2 separate regions of the Homo sapiens genome follow, and region 2 is linked to region 1. A link is a loop called in an ENCODE intact Hi-C map of the cell type or tissue named here. Cell type or tissue: gastrocnemius medialis. All regions are shown on one strand. Each heading gives the region's core, and the rest is flanking DNA. Links, peaks and the distances in the headings are about the cores only.

Evidence for each region. Peaks named below come from ENCODE experiments on the same cell type or tissue, not always from the same donor. Only the 100,000 strongest peaks of a DNase experiment are listed, where the experiment ranks them.
Region 2: a loop joins it to region 1, with 8 times the contacts of the local background. A loop is called at or near these places in 4 of 110 quality-filtered maps.

The regions. Positions count from the first base shown.
Region 1 is chr5:173,452,131-173,460,432 of GRCh38, reverse strand. The region is part of intron 3 of LOC105377732 (a long non-coding RNA gene); the gene reads right to left. Among named protein-coding and RNA genes, the nearest start is that of MIR8056, 110 kb to the right of the region's middle. RefSeq lists an enhancer at 4,457-5,656. In gastrocnemius medialis, for the core only: no CTCF peak of the experiment used is centred there; DNase peaks (open chromatin) are centred at 1,061, 2,792, 5,102, 8,102 and 2 weaker places; H3K27ac peaks cover 6,887 bases.
Region 2 is chr5:173,533,784-173,542,121 of GRCh38, reverse strand. No RefSeq gene overlaps it. Among named protein-coding and RNA genes, the nearest start is that of LINC02995, 42 kb to the left of the region's middle. In gastrocnemius medialis, for the core only: no CTCF peak of the experiment used is centred there; a DNase peak (open chromatin) is centred at 4,041; H3K27ac peaks cover 4,344 bases.

The sequences.
Region 1 (8,302 bases), core at 303-8,302:
ACTGCTATAGCCACCACCAATGGACAGACTGCCCAAGAATGAAACAAGCACAGAAGAAAGCCAGGGCTAAAAAATGGAAAGACCAGCCTGGGCAACATAGAGACCTCATTTCTATTAAAAGTAAAAAAAAAAATCAGTTTGGTGTGTGTGTGCCTGTAGTCCCAGCTACTCAGGAGGCTGAGGTGGGAGGATCGCTTGAGCTGGGGAGGTCGAGGCTGCAGTGAGCCCCAATCACGCCACTGGACTCCAGCCTGAGCAAAAGAGCAAGACCCTGTCTCAAAAGAAAACAAAAAGATGGAAAGAGACAGATGCCTAAAGACTTTGTATGAGTACCTGATGAGTACCTGGATCCAGCTATGCCTGAATTTAGCAATATCCTGAACACTTCAGGTGTGTGAGCCAGTACATTTCTGTGTCTTCAGCCAGTTGAGTTGGGTTCTTTCCCTCCCCCACTGAAAGAGACTTGATGGAGATGCTTCCTTGTTAGCCACACTGTGCAGTTGCCCCTTTCCATCCTTCCATTGTTGAGGTTTAAATTTAATGTGAAGAAAAGGCATAGAATTTTCATGCTCCTCCACTGGCATTTCTGTTGCTGGCCTCTGCCATTTTGTTAGGCCAGTGATTCCAAACATTTTAGAGTAGCAAAGCCCATCATTGTTGGTCAGGAATATTGCATAGCATGTATTTATTACCCACGCTCTTATTATAGTCTCAGCAAGTGGTTAACCTTTCATTTTTCTTGGGAAAAAATGAGCATGTCACTCCCTCATTTCTCTGCCTCTCTCAGGATTCAGAGATATGACAAAGTTAAATTGGGTATTTCTGAACTTTACAAAGTTAAAAACAAATCAGCTCATCCCCCTTCCCAAAAAAATTATCTTGTCACAGAGGGCCCTCTTCCCTCCAACGTGTTCCAAAGCAATAGCACAAATGCACGCATCTGGCCAAATGCCATCGGCTGCTGTCTGAGGGCCATCTGAAAAGCAGCCTCTTCTTCCGGCCACCCCATCCCCAGCTGTCAGGGATCCCCACTTGGAGTCCTCATGCTCCTGAAATGATATGTCCAGGGCAGATGTCGCAGGGCTCACGTCAGGCACGAAGGCAGTGCTCCCCTGCTCAGCTGTCATGGCCGATTGAGACACAGTCCCAACCCAGGGCTCCCTCAGAGAGCCACCAAGACTGGACTGAGCTTCCCCCACAGAGATGCTGCTGACACGCCAGGGGTGCATCCTGGCTCTCCAGACTGGCAATGCTGATTCTAATGAAGTCACAGCCTTCACTGTTGTTCCTTTTTTAAATAATTGGGGTGAAATGCACATATCATAAAATTGAACCTCTTAACCATTTTGAAGTGTACAGTCCAGTAGCATTAAGTACAGTCATACTGTTGTGCAACCATCACCACCATCCATCCCCAGAAAATGTTTCATCTTGCAAAACTGAAACTCTATATCCATTAAACAATACTCCCCCATTTCCTCCTCCTCCCAGTCCCCGGCAACTACCATTCTACTTCTGTCTCTATGAATTTGGCTACTCTAGAGGCCCTCCTATAAGTGGAATTAGACAGTATTTGTCCTTTTGCATCTGACTTATTTCACATAGCACAATGTCCTCAAGATTCATCTATGTTGTAGTATGTGTCAGAATTTTCTTCCTTTTTAAGGCCGAATAATATTCCATTGTATGTCTATAGCATATTTTGCTTATTCATTCATCTATCGACGGACACTTGGTTGCTTCCACCTTTTGGCTATTGCGAATAATGCTGCTGTGAACAGAGGTGTACAAATATCTCTTCAAGACCATGCTTCCAATTATTTTGGGCATATTCCCAAAAGTAGAATAGCAATAACACAGTAATTCTTTTTTTTTTTTTTTTTTTTTTTTTTGAGATAGAGTCTCACTCTGTCACCCAGGCTGGAGTGCAGTGGCGCAGTCTCGGGTCACTGCAACCTCCATCTCCCAGGTTCAAGCAATTCTCCTGCCTCAGTCTCCCAAGTAGCTGGGACTACAGGCATGCGCCACCACGTCCAGCAAATTTTTGTATTTTTAGTAGAGACAGGGTTTCACCATGTTGGTCAGGCTGGTCTCCATCTCTTGACCTCATGATCTGCCTGCCTCGGCCTCCCAAAGTGCTGGGATTACAGGCGTGAGCCATTGCACCCGGCCTATCACACAGTAATTCTATGTATAATTTTTTTTGAAAAACCTCCATGCTTTTTTCCACAGTGGCATTTTACACTCCCACCAGCAGTGCACAGAGATTCCAGTTTTTCTACATGCTTACCAACACTAGTTATTTTCTGGGTTTTTGACAGTAGCCACCCTAATGGGTGTGAGGCAATATCTCATTATGGTTTTGACTTTTACTGTTACTCTTATTGTAACAGTCACTACTATAACTTTCTCATGTTGTACCAAGTTTGGTCTTTTAATAGTTAAGAGATGGGCTTCCTTCACTTCGAAGATAAATGATCCTTGGTGTCTAAACAACTTACTACAAAAGGCCAAAGTTCTTTTAAGAGAGATATTCTAAGGCTAAGTTACAGGGGCCCAAAGATCCTAAGTGATTAGCCCCATCCTCCCCTTTTCCAAAAAGGAAACAGAGGTCCCAGAGGGATCATGCAGTGGTTAAGAAATATGAACTGGGCAAATCTCGCTTGAAAACCTGGCTCTGCCACTCACGAGTTGCAGGACCATGGAGCTGTCTCTCAGCCCCTCTACACTTGGCTTCTTTTCACAGCGCAGTGGATAGGAACAGTGTCTCTCTTACAAGGTTGCTGCGAGAGTTAAGCTGTGTGCCAAATGCAGTGCCTGCCACAGGACAAGGGCTTGGTAAATTCCAGCAGCTCTTACGGTTGTTGCCTTCTTATTCTTATGAAATAAGTTGCCCAAGTCCCATGCCTAGTGAATTGGTTTCTTGATTCCCAGTGTTTGCCCTGGCCATGATGGTTCTTAACCCCACTTTCCCCAATGTCTATGCTCACCTTAAACAACTCTGGCTGTTACTTACTGTAACTGATGGCCTGGTTTCTAAAATGTACACTGAACTCATTCCCTCAATGGTACATTGAGTCAATCCAGCACAGGAAGAGAGAGGATCGGCTGCTGCAAATTCTGAAAGGTCCACAGTAGCAGAAGGCAAAGTGACAAATGACAGAGGTAGGGAAGGGTCTCATAAAACCTTTGACCTCAAGGAAGTTCACATGATCTGAAATGATGCTGCTCCCACATTCCTGGGGAGTTGCTTCCTCTTTGCATCGATTCCGTCATGCATTTCTCTGATATTTTACAGCTTACAAAGATTCCCTCCATTGATAAACAGTTGTTGAGAACCTACTCTGATTGAGCACGATGTGCCAAGTGCCAGAGTCACAGCCAAGAGCAATGCCAGAGGGTCTGGGGAAGGAGACAGACATGATTCGGAAAGTGACACCAACCAGTGGAAAACCGCAACTGTGCTAAGGGCAAGGAAGGAGGGAAGCAGGTGCCCTGAGAACCCACAAGAGGGGCTCTCAGCTGAGCTCTAACAGATGAGTCACAGGAAGTGTTCACAAAGTAGCATATAAAATAGACATTTATTTTGTGCTTCACTCCTCTCTGTCTGTGGGTCTTGAACATTTGCTGTGTGTAGATCCTTCACCAACCCTGCTGTACTTAAGGCTCAGGCATTTGATGAACTCAGGGGATTATGGAAAGCACGCAACTTGTCCATTAAAAGGACAGTGGGCAAATCAAGTGTAGTTTCTCCCAACTGCAGAATACTATGCAGCTGTTAAGAGGAATTAAATACACCTGCACAGGCTACTGTGAAAAGATTAGCACAATAAATTAGAAAGTGAAGAATTCCTGGTGTAGAAAAGTATTAGTAAATGATTCATTTATGTAAGGAAGAAAATCATATACACAAATATGGGTATAGTCAGACTCTTTTTTTGGAGGGACACAAGAAATTACTTATGTTAGTTTGTTAGGGCTGCCATAATAAAGTACCACACATTGAATGGCTTAAACAGCTGAAACATATTTTCTAGCAGCTCTGAAAACTTGAAGTCTGAGATCAATGTGTTGGCAGGGGTGGCTCCTTCCGGGAACCCTGAGGGGGGAATCTGTTCCACTCCGCTCTCTTTGGCTTGTACATGGCCATCTTCTTCCTATGTCTCTTTACACTGTCTTCCCTCTATGTAAGTCTCTGTGTCCAAATTTCCCGTTTCGATAAGAATATCAGTCATACAGGATTAGGGCTCATCTTAATGACCTTATTTTAACTTGATGACCTCTGTAAAGACCCTATCTCCAAATAAGGTCACATTCTGAGGTTCAGGGGGGTTAGGACGTCAACATATGAACTTGAGTAGGGGACACAATTCAACCCATGGCATTGCTGGGAGACAAAAGGGATTCATCTTTTACTTCATATATTCCTCTATAGTATTTATACTTTTATGATAAGCATACATTTCAATTACAAAAACAACTTTTAGTCCAAAAAGTGGGTGGAAATTTAAATCCTGCCACAAATCAAGCACCAAGTGAAAACATTGGGGTTGTATATTGTAGGTCAAAGTGACCTGTTTCTATATCTGAAACAAGAGGCACACCCTCCATTAAGGCCTCCAAGCGGGAGTGTGTATGTCCAAGAAAGGGAACCTGACCATCACTGGTCTTGCACACTTCTAGATATTTTTATTTTCTTTTAATTTCTATTTTGTTTTATATTGCGTGTGGAGGGGTACATACTTAAAACTTTCTACTTGGGGTTTGCCTTCTAAATAGCGTGCATGGCAAAGGCCTTGGGAGCACCTTTCACGAAGCTTAATATTTTCATAAGCAAAGAAAAGGACCTAGTCCGTGACTGCGTATGAGTCACGTTAGTTTGGTTTTCTTCAAAGGCTGACTACTCCAGTTGCTATCTCTGTGTGACACAGTGTCTTAGGATGACTATGTTATTTTGCTCATGATTTCATAGATCAGGAATTCAAGAAGGGATTAGCTGAGTGGTTCTTGCCGGGGGTCTCTTATTTGTTGCAGTGAGATGTTGGCTGAGCCTGGAGTCATCTGCAGGCTTGGCTGGGCTGCACGTCCCAGATGATCCTCTCACATGACTGATGGTCACTGGTTATCTGCTGAGTTCTCAGCAGAGATGCCAGAGCACCTACACGTGGCAATCTCAGGGCATCTAATGTCTTAAACGGTGGCTGACTTCTCCCAGAGGGAGTGTCCCTGAATACTTGGCAGAAGCCGCACGGCCTTTTCTGATCCAACCTCAAAAATTAAGGCATCACTATTGCTGGACTGATTGCAAGCCAGTTACATTCAAGGCTCAGATCCAAGGGGAGGGAACCAGGCAGAAACTCAATGCTTTTCCTGACCTAGCTTCAGAAAGAGCAGAGTGTATTAGTTATCTATCACTGCATAACAAATTCTCTCAAAGCTTAACAGCTTAAAACAACAAACCTTTAGGACTGTACAGTGTCTATGGGCCAGGAATTCAGAAGTGCCTCTGCAGGCTGCCTCTGACTCAAGGCCTCTTGTGAGATTGCAGTCAATATATCAGCAAGGGCTACAATTATCTGAAGGTTTGGCTGGTGCTGGAAGATCTAATTCCAAGATACTCGGTCACATGGCTATTGGCAGGAAGCTTCTGTTCCTCAGGGTTGTTGACAAAAGGCCTTAGTTCTTCACTGTATGGGCCCTTCCATGTGTTGCCTGAGTATCCTAAAAGCATGGCAGCCAGTTTCCCCAAGAACCGAGTGAGACAGAGATAGAGAGAGAGAGATAGAGATAGAGAGAGAGAGCAGGAAGCTTCAGTGCCTTTTATAATCTAGTCTCTGAAGTCATACCCCATCATTTTCACTTAATTCTATTTGTTAGAAATGAGTCACCAAGGTCACACGCAAGGGAAACGGCATTAGGCTTCACATTTTGCAGCAAATGTCAAAGAGTTCTGACACCACCCACGACATCATCTCTGTTGCATCCTATTGGTTATAAGTGAGTCCCAGCACAGATTCAAGGGGAGAGGACATACATCCCACCTCCAGTGGGAGGAATGTCCAAGGATTTTCAGACAAGGACTTAGATACAGTGTCTTAGCTCAGATTTCTATAACAAACTGCCATAGGCTGGGCGACTTAAACAAGAGGAATTTATCTCTCACAGTCTGGAGGCTAGAAAAATCCAAGATCAAGGTGCTGGAAGATTCCTTTCCTGGCTTGCAAATAGCCACCTTCTTGCTATGTCCTCATCTGTCAGAGACAGTGTGCAGGCACTCTGGTATTTCTTCCTCTTTTCAGAAGGGCACTAATCCCATTATGGAGACCCTTACCCGCATGACCTCACATAACCCTAATTACCTCCCAAAGACCTCCCTTCCAAATACCGTCGCATGACGGGGAGGGTTAGCGTTTTCACATATGAGATGGGGGGAACATAAACACTCAGTCCATAACCTTCCATGCCGGGCCCTTCAAAATGTGTGTCCTTCTCACATTCAAAATTCATTCAATCCCAACAGCCCCAACAGACTTCACTGGTTCTAGCATCAACTCTAAAGTCCCAAGTCTCATCTAAATATCATAGAAGTCAGATATCTACATCATAAAGAGTTTATTCCAGGAGAAACAAAAGGGGAGAGTGAGACAAGGAAGGGAGAAGAGCCAGCAAGGGATAGATTACAGCTTGGAGCTCCGTCCTGCTGGGGGTTCTTCAGAATCCACGTGGAACATGGCTCAGCCTAGGCCCATTAGAGGATGGGGGACTGGGCAATTATCCATCTACTCTCATCCCCAACTAGTTGAGGTTTTCCCCTGGAAGCGTTAACACCCCCAGAGAAAGCCCTTAAGCAGCTGGAGATGGGACTCTGTCAGTGAATTGAAAACTGTTGCCCACTACCTCAAGTGAACTCAGGTAGCCCAGGGTGGATATAGAAAAAGCACCAACAGCATCTGCTATGGAATGTGAGATCAAGGAGTGCCTTCCAAAATAAATGTTTTTTATTGATCAGGTAAAGGGCTTGTGATAACAGGTCACTGTGACTCGGCAAACAGATTCTGTGATAGTCACATAGGCATGCAAAAATACTCACAGGTTCTCAGGCTATGGAAGACTCTGATTCACCCATTCAGTGAATATATACTCAACAGCTACCACAAGCCAAGAACCGTGCTAGGCTCTGGGGTTACAATAATGGACAAAACAGATGAGTTTTCCGACCTCACAGGGCTTATAGGCTAGAGGATTAGAGCGGCATTAATCAAATAATCACACAACATGATAAATACTAATTTGACAGCTGGTATGAAGGTGCATTTTCTGCAGAGAAGGCCCTTGACAGGGCTATAGAAGCCACCGTGTATGTTCCCCAGGGCATGGTGAGAAAGCAGTGGATGGTGTTGGAAGCAGTTTTGAGCATGTGCTGGGTAATACCTTCACAGAGAAGCTTCCTCGCCCTTTCAAGAAGTCTCTTGGGGAGATAGGGAGCTTTCTACTAGTTTGACAGAATGAGAATTTCTCTCTGAAGCTGGGCTTTTATAAGGAAGGGTCGATATCACTTCAGCATAGATCTAGTCATTGAAATAATAGTACTTGAAAGAAAGAAATACAACCAACACCCGAAGGATGGTGAATTGCAAAGAGAAACAAGTCTGGGTTTTCTTGATGACATTGCTGAGCTTTTTCGCTAGCCTTAGTCTCCTCACCCTCGAACTTCTTGTGATGTGAGCTCATTAAAAGTCTTTATTGCTTCATCCACTCTAAATCAAGTTTTCAGTTACTTGCAACCAAAAACATCCCTGACACACCATATATTTCATATTTTTCCACAGTTCTTCATGAGAACTCTTATTGTTCCCATGCTAGGTGAAGGAAACTGATACCCATATAAGTGAACTATCCAAGGTCACACAATGAATAAAGCTGGAATTGGGATGCAGGCCTTCTCATTGCAGCTCCTCTGAATTTGCTCTAGTGCAGTATACTACAGCACAACACAACACAAGCCCCTTTTCTCCCCACTAGGTCTTTGCCACATGTTGTCACCTTACAGAGCTATTTTTAGTCCCCAGATGCCATGAGGCACGGGATTCCTAACTGCCACCTCCTAGCTCAGTGCCATTGACATGATGTGTCAGCGTAGTGGCCTTTCCTGTAATTGCGCAAGTCCAGAGTTTCCACGGACATCCTTTTTGTTTTTTGCGTCCTTGCCTTGACAATTTGTACTGCTCTCTTCCTCCTTTGGCCATTCTTGTTTAACTGTTTCCCTAGAACTTTTATTATGTCACCACATACACACATTCTT
Region 2 (8,338 bases), core at 299-8,298, 82 kb before region 1:
TCGTCGCTTGCATTATCTCTAATGATGGGAATAATTCCACTGGGTATCCACTATTATTATCCTTATTTTACAGATAAGAAATCTGCAGGCCAGAGAGGAAAGGTGACTTTCTCAGTCACCCAGCTCGTGATGGCTGATCTGGCTCCAAGGGTTGACATCAGCCCCCAAGTACCTCTCTTTCTTTCTTCCTTTTTCTTTCTTTCTTTTCTTTCTTCCTTCCTTTCTTCCTTTCTTCCTTTCTCTTTCTTTCTTTTCTTCCTTCTTTCTTTTCTTTCTCTCCCTTCCTTCCTTTCTTTCTTCCTTTCTTCTTTCTTCTTTCTTTCTTTCTTTCTTTCTTTCTTTCTTTCTTTCTTTCTTTCTTTTTTTCTTTCAGGTGCCCTTCCTGCTCCTGGCCATGCCCACACCTTACCTGCTGAGCTTACACAAAGCCAGTGCCCCCCATCTTGTGTGATGGAGCAAGAACTTCTCTGAGAAGTTTGTTTCCCATGATAGAAACTTCCTCAGTCTTCCTACTTCTGCTGCTCACTTCTGCTGCTTTAAATGCTTATAGCAATTTATTTTCACAGGGACGTTCCGCATGTCCACGTCTCTGTGGTCATCCAGGCCTTCAGTGCACATGGGCCCAGCGGTCTCTCAGTGTCTTCTTGAAACCTTCAGCATCTGTGCAGGGCCCTGCTAACCTTGCTTCCATCCTACTGCACCCGGTAGGCATGGATGCAGAAGGAAATGAGCAAGTTGGGTATGAGATTTTTTACCTAGCATCTCCCCATCCCCACCCCCAGTTCCTGGTAACTACCATTGTACTGTCTGCTCCCACGAGTTCGATTTATTTTAGATTCCACAAGTAAGTGAAATCATGCAGTATTTGTCTTTCTGTGTCTGGCTTATTTCACTTAACATAATGTCCCCCAGATTCATCCATGTTGTCACAAACGACAGCATTTCCTTTTTTTGTGTCTGAATAGGATTCCATTGTGTATACGTATACCACATTTTCTTTATCCGTTCATCTCTCAATGGACACTTAGGTCGTTTCTGTATCTTGGCTATTGTTAATAATGCTGCAATAAACATGGGAGTGCAGACATCTGTCAAGATACTGATTTTATTTCCTTTGAATATTGCATTAGTCCATTCTCACACTGCTATAAAGAACTACCCAAGACTGGGTCATTTATAAAGGTAAGGTGTTTAATTGGCTCATGATTTTGCAGGCTGTACAGGTAGCATGGCTGGGGAGGCCTCAGAAAACTTTCAATGGTGGTGGAAGGCAAAGACGAAGCAGGCACATTTTACATGAGCAGAGCAGGAGGAAGAAAGAGTGAAGGAAGAGGTGCTGCACACTTTTAAACAACCAGATCTCATGAGAACTCACTCACTGTCATGAGAACAACGAGGGGAAGGTCAGCCCCCAAGATCCAGTCGCCTCCCACCAGGACCCTCCTCTAACATTGGGGTTTGCAATTCAACATGAGATTTGAGTGGAGACACAAATTCAAACCATACCAGACATATATCCAGAAGTGGATTTCTGGATGATGTGATAGTTCTATTTTCAATTTTTTGAGGAACTTCCATACTGTTCTCTATAATGGCTGTACTAATTTATGCTATCCCATTATCAATGTAACGAGGGTTCCCTTTTCTCTACATTTTCTCCAACATTAGTTTTCTCTCTCTTTTTTTTAATAAAAGCTATTCTTACAGGTGTGAGGTGATCTCATTATAATTTTAATTTGCTTTTCCCTGATAATCAATGATGTTGAGCATTTCTTCATAGACTGTACCTGTTGGCCATTTGTGTGTCTTCCTTTGGGAAATGTCTCTTCAGATCCTTTGCCCATTTTTTCATTGGGTTATTTGTTTTCTTGCTATTTGTGTTCCTTACATGTTTTGGATAGTAACTCCCTATTGGATGTATGGTTTGCAAAGGGTCTGAGATTCTGCGCAGTGCCTCTGAACTCTGGCTTCCTGGGTTGAAGCTCAGCTCTGCTGCCTGCCACCCTACTAACCTTGGGCAAGTATATTCTCTCTGTGACTCTCACTTCTCTCCTCCACACATTAGGGATAATAATATGCCCTGCACCTTAGCATTTTTGTCATGAAAAAAAGAGGCAAATACAGAGATCTTGGTACAGGCTGTCTGATGTATTAAGTGTTCATTAAATGCTAGCTTATCATATTTTAAGAAGTGTTTATGTGCCAGGCAGTCTTCACAGTAGGTTGGAGGCAGGAGGCCCAGAACCACAATTAGATCATTTTGATGTGGTGTCAGTGCCAGGATGGGAAACCTGCTGGGATGGAGTGGCTTTCACCCATCGCAGGTTTCAGATGAGGCTATCCAGAGGAGAGGGCACCAACTGAGACCAAAGGAGGGAGTACCTGCTTCACACTGTGCAGTGTTTTGAGTTATTCTGAAATTGTTTCTCCCATGGATTTTTTTAATTTTACTCTAAGTTCTGGGATACATGTGCAGAAGGTGCAGGTTTGTTACATGGGTATACATGTGCCATGGTGATTTGCTGCACCTATCAACCTGTCATTTAGGTTTTAATCCCTGCATGCATTAGGTATTTGTCCTAATGCTCTCCCTACCCTTGCCCCCCACCCCCCGGCAGGCCCCGTTGTGTGTTGTTCGCCTTCCTGTGTCCATGTGTTCTCATTGTTCAACTCCCACTTATGAGTGAGAACATGTGGTGTTTGGTTTTCTGTTCCTGTGTTAGTTTGCTGAGAATGATGGCTTCCAGCTTCATCCATGTCCCTGCAAAGGACATGAACTCATTCTTTTTTTATGGCTGCACAGTATTCCATGGTGTATATGTGCCACATTTTCTTTATCCAGTCTATCATAGATGGGTATTTGGGTTGGTTCCACATCTTTGCTATTATAAATAGTGCTGCAATAAACATACGTGTGCATGTGTCTTTATAGTAGAATGATTTATGGATTTATTTTATCTTTTCCAACTTGAAGTCTTGAAGCCATCTCAATTACAGGTGTTCACTGTGTCTTACTCCTTTGCTTTCTCACTGCAGCCCACCATTAGGGGTAACGTTGCATCACTGATAGCTATGCTTTATTGTATTCAGCTAAAGGCCTATTTTTCCTTTGATATTTAGAAGAGAAAGAAGGAGGAAGAGATCAAGCTTCACTTGAAGGAGCACCTGCAAGTGCCAGGCATCTCAGCTATGTCAGTTTCAAGCCACATGGTAGGTCTCCAAGATAACCATGCTATCATCTCCATTTTACAGATGAGAAAACTGAGAGTCAGAGAGGAAATGCACCCAAGTTGACATAACCAGAGACGACACAGCTGGGGCCAGTTCTCAGGTTCATCTTAGCCCTAGGCATCCCACAAATGCCAAAAACACCATTTCACATCATTATGAAATTTAAAAAGAAGACCATGCTACATCACAGAGGAAAATTAGGTTCAGCCCACAGTGGTTTCTACAATCATTTTCATCTAACTCAGTTCCCTGTCATCCCTCTGATCATCTCTGATCTCAATAATCAGTCAGTATGTTAATGGCACCCTTTCCATGTGCCAAAATGGCATTATATTTGCTTCTCTAAGTTCCATTCAAGAAGTTGAACTTCATTTGCTTCCCTTTATCTTTCCCTCTTTGGTTTGTCTCTGGCCTGGATGTAGTGCTTGAGTGCTGGAAGTCATTCCACAGCTCCTGGCAGCACCTCCACCTTGGCCTTCCCAAGACCCTTCTCACCTGGCATCTGCCAAACCAGGGATGTGCACCCAAAGGGGCAGAACGGACTGGTCGGCCCCACCAGGCCCAAGTCAATAGAACACAGAGCCCAAGGCTTAATTTAGAACCCCCTCCCCACAACCATGTGCCTTGACACACATGTTTGTGGCTATCTTTCTGGTGTGGGGATCTCTGCCAAGGTTATTTTCATGCTGACTGACACCTCTGTCTATTCCGGGAGAATATCTCAGGAGAGAAGCGGCTCGTGCCCAGGTCCCAAGACCTCTGGAATGTAATATTGGACCATCTATGGCACGCTGGTTTTCTGGGTGGGAGCCTCTCTGTTGTGTACTCTGTAAAGACCTGGAGGAGTTTTCTGCCTGTCACATGTTAGCAGGACCTTGATGCTCCCAGCTTCTGCTGACCCACATTTTGAACCAGTTGATCCATCAACACAAACTATAAAAAGGAATGAGGGCTGGGCGCAGTGGCTCACGTGTGTAATCCCATCACTTTGCGAGTCTGAGGTGGGTGGATCACTTGAGGTCAGGAGTTTGAGACCAGCCCGGCCAACATGGTGAAACCCCGTCTCTACTATAATACAAAAATTAGCCGGGTGTGGTGGCACACGCCTGTAATCCCAGCTACTCGGGAGGCTGAGGTGGGAGAATTGCTTGAACCCAGGAGGTAGAGGTTGCAGTGAGCTGAGGTTGCGCCACTGCACTCCAGACTGGGTGACAGAGTAAGACTCTATCTCAAAAAAAAAAAAAAAAAAAGGAATGAAATACTGATGCATGCTACAATATGAATGAACCTCAAAACATTATGCCAAATGAAAGAAGCTAGACACAGAAGGCCACGTATTATATATTCCATTTAGATAAAATATCCAGAATAGGCAAATCTATAGAAACAATGCCTGCAGATTGATGGTTGCAGGTGCTGGGGAAGAGGGGAATAGGGAGTGACTGCTTAAGCGGTTCAGGGTTTTCCTGTGGGGTGATGAAAATGTTTTGAAACTAGATAGAGGTGGTGGTTTCATAGCATTGTGAATGCACGAAATGTCACTGAATTATCTACCTTAAAATGGCTCATTTTATGTTATGTGGATTTCACTGCAATTTAAAAAGTACCTGAATCACTGCAGAAAAAAATTTGATATGGCCAACGGTGTTACATACGTGCATCAGGATGTGGAATAATTACAGTAAGAAATCAGAATAAAAGGAGAATGGGGGTAAAAAAGGAAAATGAATCCTGGGTGTGGTTAATGCCCAAGCTGGAAGCCTTTAGCTCTTATTCGGTTGTAAGAAGCGGCTACAAATCCAACTTGAGATTCCCAGCAGCTGAAGCAAAACAGAAAATATAAGTTTTTCCAAAATTTGCAGTGTCTAAAAATAAAATGTGTTGGGTGTTCAGAAAATGCTCTATTAAAGGTTGGGATAATTTTCTCCCGGGGTGCCCAAAGGTCCCCTGTGGAGTGTGAGAGGTCCAGGCTCCTGCTGACGATGGGGCCTCTTGCAGACTCCTGTGTCTGGCCACTCACACGCCAAGGCTGGAAAAAAAACAACCCTCTCTGGGAAGAAGCAGCCTTGGCCATCGTTTCCAGTCCACTCCTTCCAAACCCATGAAGGAGGCGATCTCATTCAGAAAATTGGGGGATCCGTGGACCCCCGAAATAACAAAAAATGTTGTCTAGAGCCCATCATGCATCAGTCCCTTCACCAAATATCTGATGGGTAACTATGGGTGTGCTCAGCTCCACTGAGACCCCCGGGATGAGGGGCCCCCGGGATGAGGCTCCCTTCATGAGGCAAAGCACACCTCATGAAGCTTCCCTCCTAGGAATGAGAGGTAGACATTATTTTTTAAAGATCACTAAAGTATATCGTTGTTAATAGTGTGTGGTAGGAAGAAAAAGCAGAGGAAGCTATACAAAGGAGTGACTCATCATGGCAGTGCTTAGAGAAGGCTTCTCTTAGGAGCCTGACATTGGAAATGAGACCTGAAGGAAGAGTGAGACCATCAAAGAGAAGGGAAGGCTTCCAGACACAAGGGAGGAGCCCTGAGGGTGCCAGGAAGTAAAGGAGGGGCAGTGTTCTTAAGACACTAAGTGACAGAAAGAGTGAAGGGAAAAAAAGCTAAAGAGGTGAGCAGGGACCAGGTTAAGGTGGATTGAAGAGGAGGAGAGGAATGTGGGGTCACAGGAATGTCACATCCACCCACCCTGGAGTGCAGATTATTCAGACAGATGGCCACCAGGATGGGGAAGGAAGCCAGCTTCAAGGACCAAGGAATGTTGGGATGTTGGTTCATGCATCAGCCCCCAGGTATAGGAAGGAAGATTCCAGAATGAACCAGCCCCTTGTTCCACTGGTAACATCGGCCTGGAGAGTTCTTACTCTCACCTGGGAACCTTTCCTGGCTATATCTCTATGCACCTTTGGAATGTGTACCCAAAGGGATGTTAACTTTTCTTTAATGTTTACCTCCAATATCTGTAGGATCTGTCCTTACATCCAAGGCAGCCTGGAGAATGCTGTTGGCTTCCATAGCGACCATTTACTGAGCCTTTGATACATGTTTGAGCCTTGAGACATCACAAGTACTGTGTGAGATAGGTATTATTAGCCACATTTTAAAGATGAGAAACCTGAGGCTGAAAGAGTCTAGAGTGTTTGCTTATGTGACTCAGGTATGTGAAAAATCCAGATTTGAGCCCAGGTCTTCTTGACCCCTCAAATTGTTGCCTGTCAACCACAGTTCACTGACCATCTATCTGATGACCCCTGAGGTCTCCCATGGTATACCTTCAAGAACTCTCAATCTTAGGTCCCATCTACCCCTCCAACCAGCTAGGAAACCTTAAGAAAGGAACCAGATGATTATTTCTTTTTAAAATGAATGAGTGTCTGACTTTGGGCATCCAAAACACATTCCTCCACACTTTAGCCCCTTGAGGTTCTCCATGAGAAAGAAATCCCATGGTCAAATCCACTGGGGCAAGCCTGCATACTCAGTCTCTATCTTGGTGATTCACAAGTGGTTAAGGCTTTGAGAAACCTGGCAGTAGAGACCTGTGGCCTTGTGCACTCTGGCATTCTCTACATCTGTTTGACCATGGAATCCTATTGGTGTGCAGTTTCTGCAGTCTTCCTAGGAAACCACATTCCCATGCACACACTTTGAGCATCACTAAGTTTGAACATTTAAGTCCTGATTTCTGTCTTCTGTGTACCACACTGGGCTCTGGAAAAAAATCTAAGTGGTCATGATAAATTGATCTTGTCCTGAAGGAAATCCTGTTCTGCTGGGTGAAATAAATGTGTCTACAATGAATAACAGTATCATGTGCTAACAACTGCCTATCCTGCTATTCCAAGGAACAAGCACTTCTTGGATGAAGGAGAGCTAGAAAAGATGTCAGAGTAGAGTTCTGATATGACCTAGGGGAAGGAGCAATACATCCTGTGTGGGTGGGGACACATGGGGGTGATCAGGAGGACCTGACAGAAGAGGTCACCAAGTAGGGTCTTGAAGGATGAGCCAAAAAGGGGAGTGGAAGAAGGGATGATGAAAGCTTTGGAGACAAGCGGATGGCTTAGCCAAGGCACAAAATGTTCAGGAAATGGTGAGTAATGTAACATAGCTTGACATAGCCGAATGGGAACCCAAGGAGGGGAGGAGAGATGAGGATCTGGGTGGTCTCTGAGGACATCCTCCCCTGAAAAGCTGCAAATGTATGACACAGGGACCCTCACTGCTTTTTCTAGATGTGTCTTGTCTGTGACCTATCCAAACTTCCTGATCTAGATTTTCTGGATATACTCTGCTGCTTTCCAAGGGTGATTTAGCCAATCTCTAACTCGGAAGGAGTGGAAAGACCATGATCAAAGAGGAAAATCCAGCCCTGAATTTACTCCCCAGTTTGCCCTACCTCGGTTTTCAAAGGTTACATCCAGCTCTGCTTACCACTTAGAAATACTTCAAGCTGCAAGTAATAAAAAAATCCAACTAAAGTGACTTAAACAAGTTTTTCCCCAGTGGGACATGAAAGGCCCAGGGTGAGGTGGGATGCTCATATCTAGGGGTTCCCCCTGCCCCACAATGGCCTCACTTCATGTATCTGCCCCAGAGCAGTTCAGCCATCTAGGCAACCCAACTCCCACCGCAGCCTGGAGGGAGTTTGTTTTTCTCACATTATCATACAGCTGGAAGCAGGAAGTGCTGGGATAGTCCAGCAGCTCAGGGATGTCAGGACAACTTATTTTCCATTCTCTTCAGCTTTTCATAGTCTTTTCAAGATGGCAGCTTTGGTTCCACACCTCATGTCTGTGTTCAAGGTAGAAATAAGGGAGAAGGGAGAAAGTGCACACCTTCCAAAGAGCTCCCAAAGCTCTCCGATGTGCACATCTCCTTGTCCACCAGGTGTTACGAGACTGCCCCTAGTTCTAAGGGTGTCTGGGAAAGTGAGTCTGCCACTGGAAACTGAGTTTGTTGCTGCTCTAAACAAAATCAGGGTGCTGTCAGCAAGGGCCATGGATACTGTATCGCTGTCCTTGGGCAATATAATTCTGCTGCCCTCTTGGGTGGAATTCTTGGTGATGTAGACTCAAAAACAGAGTTCAGCCCC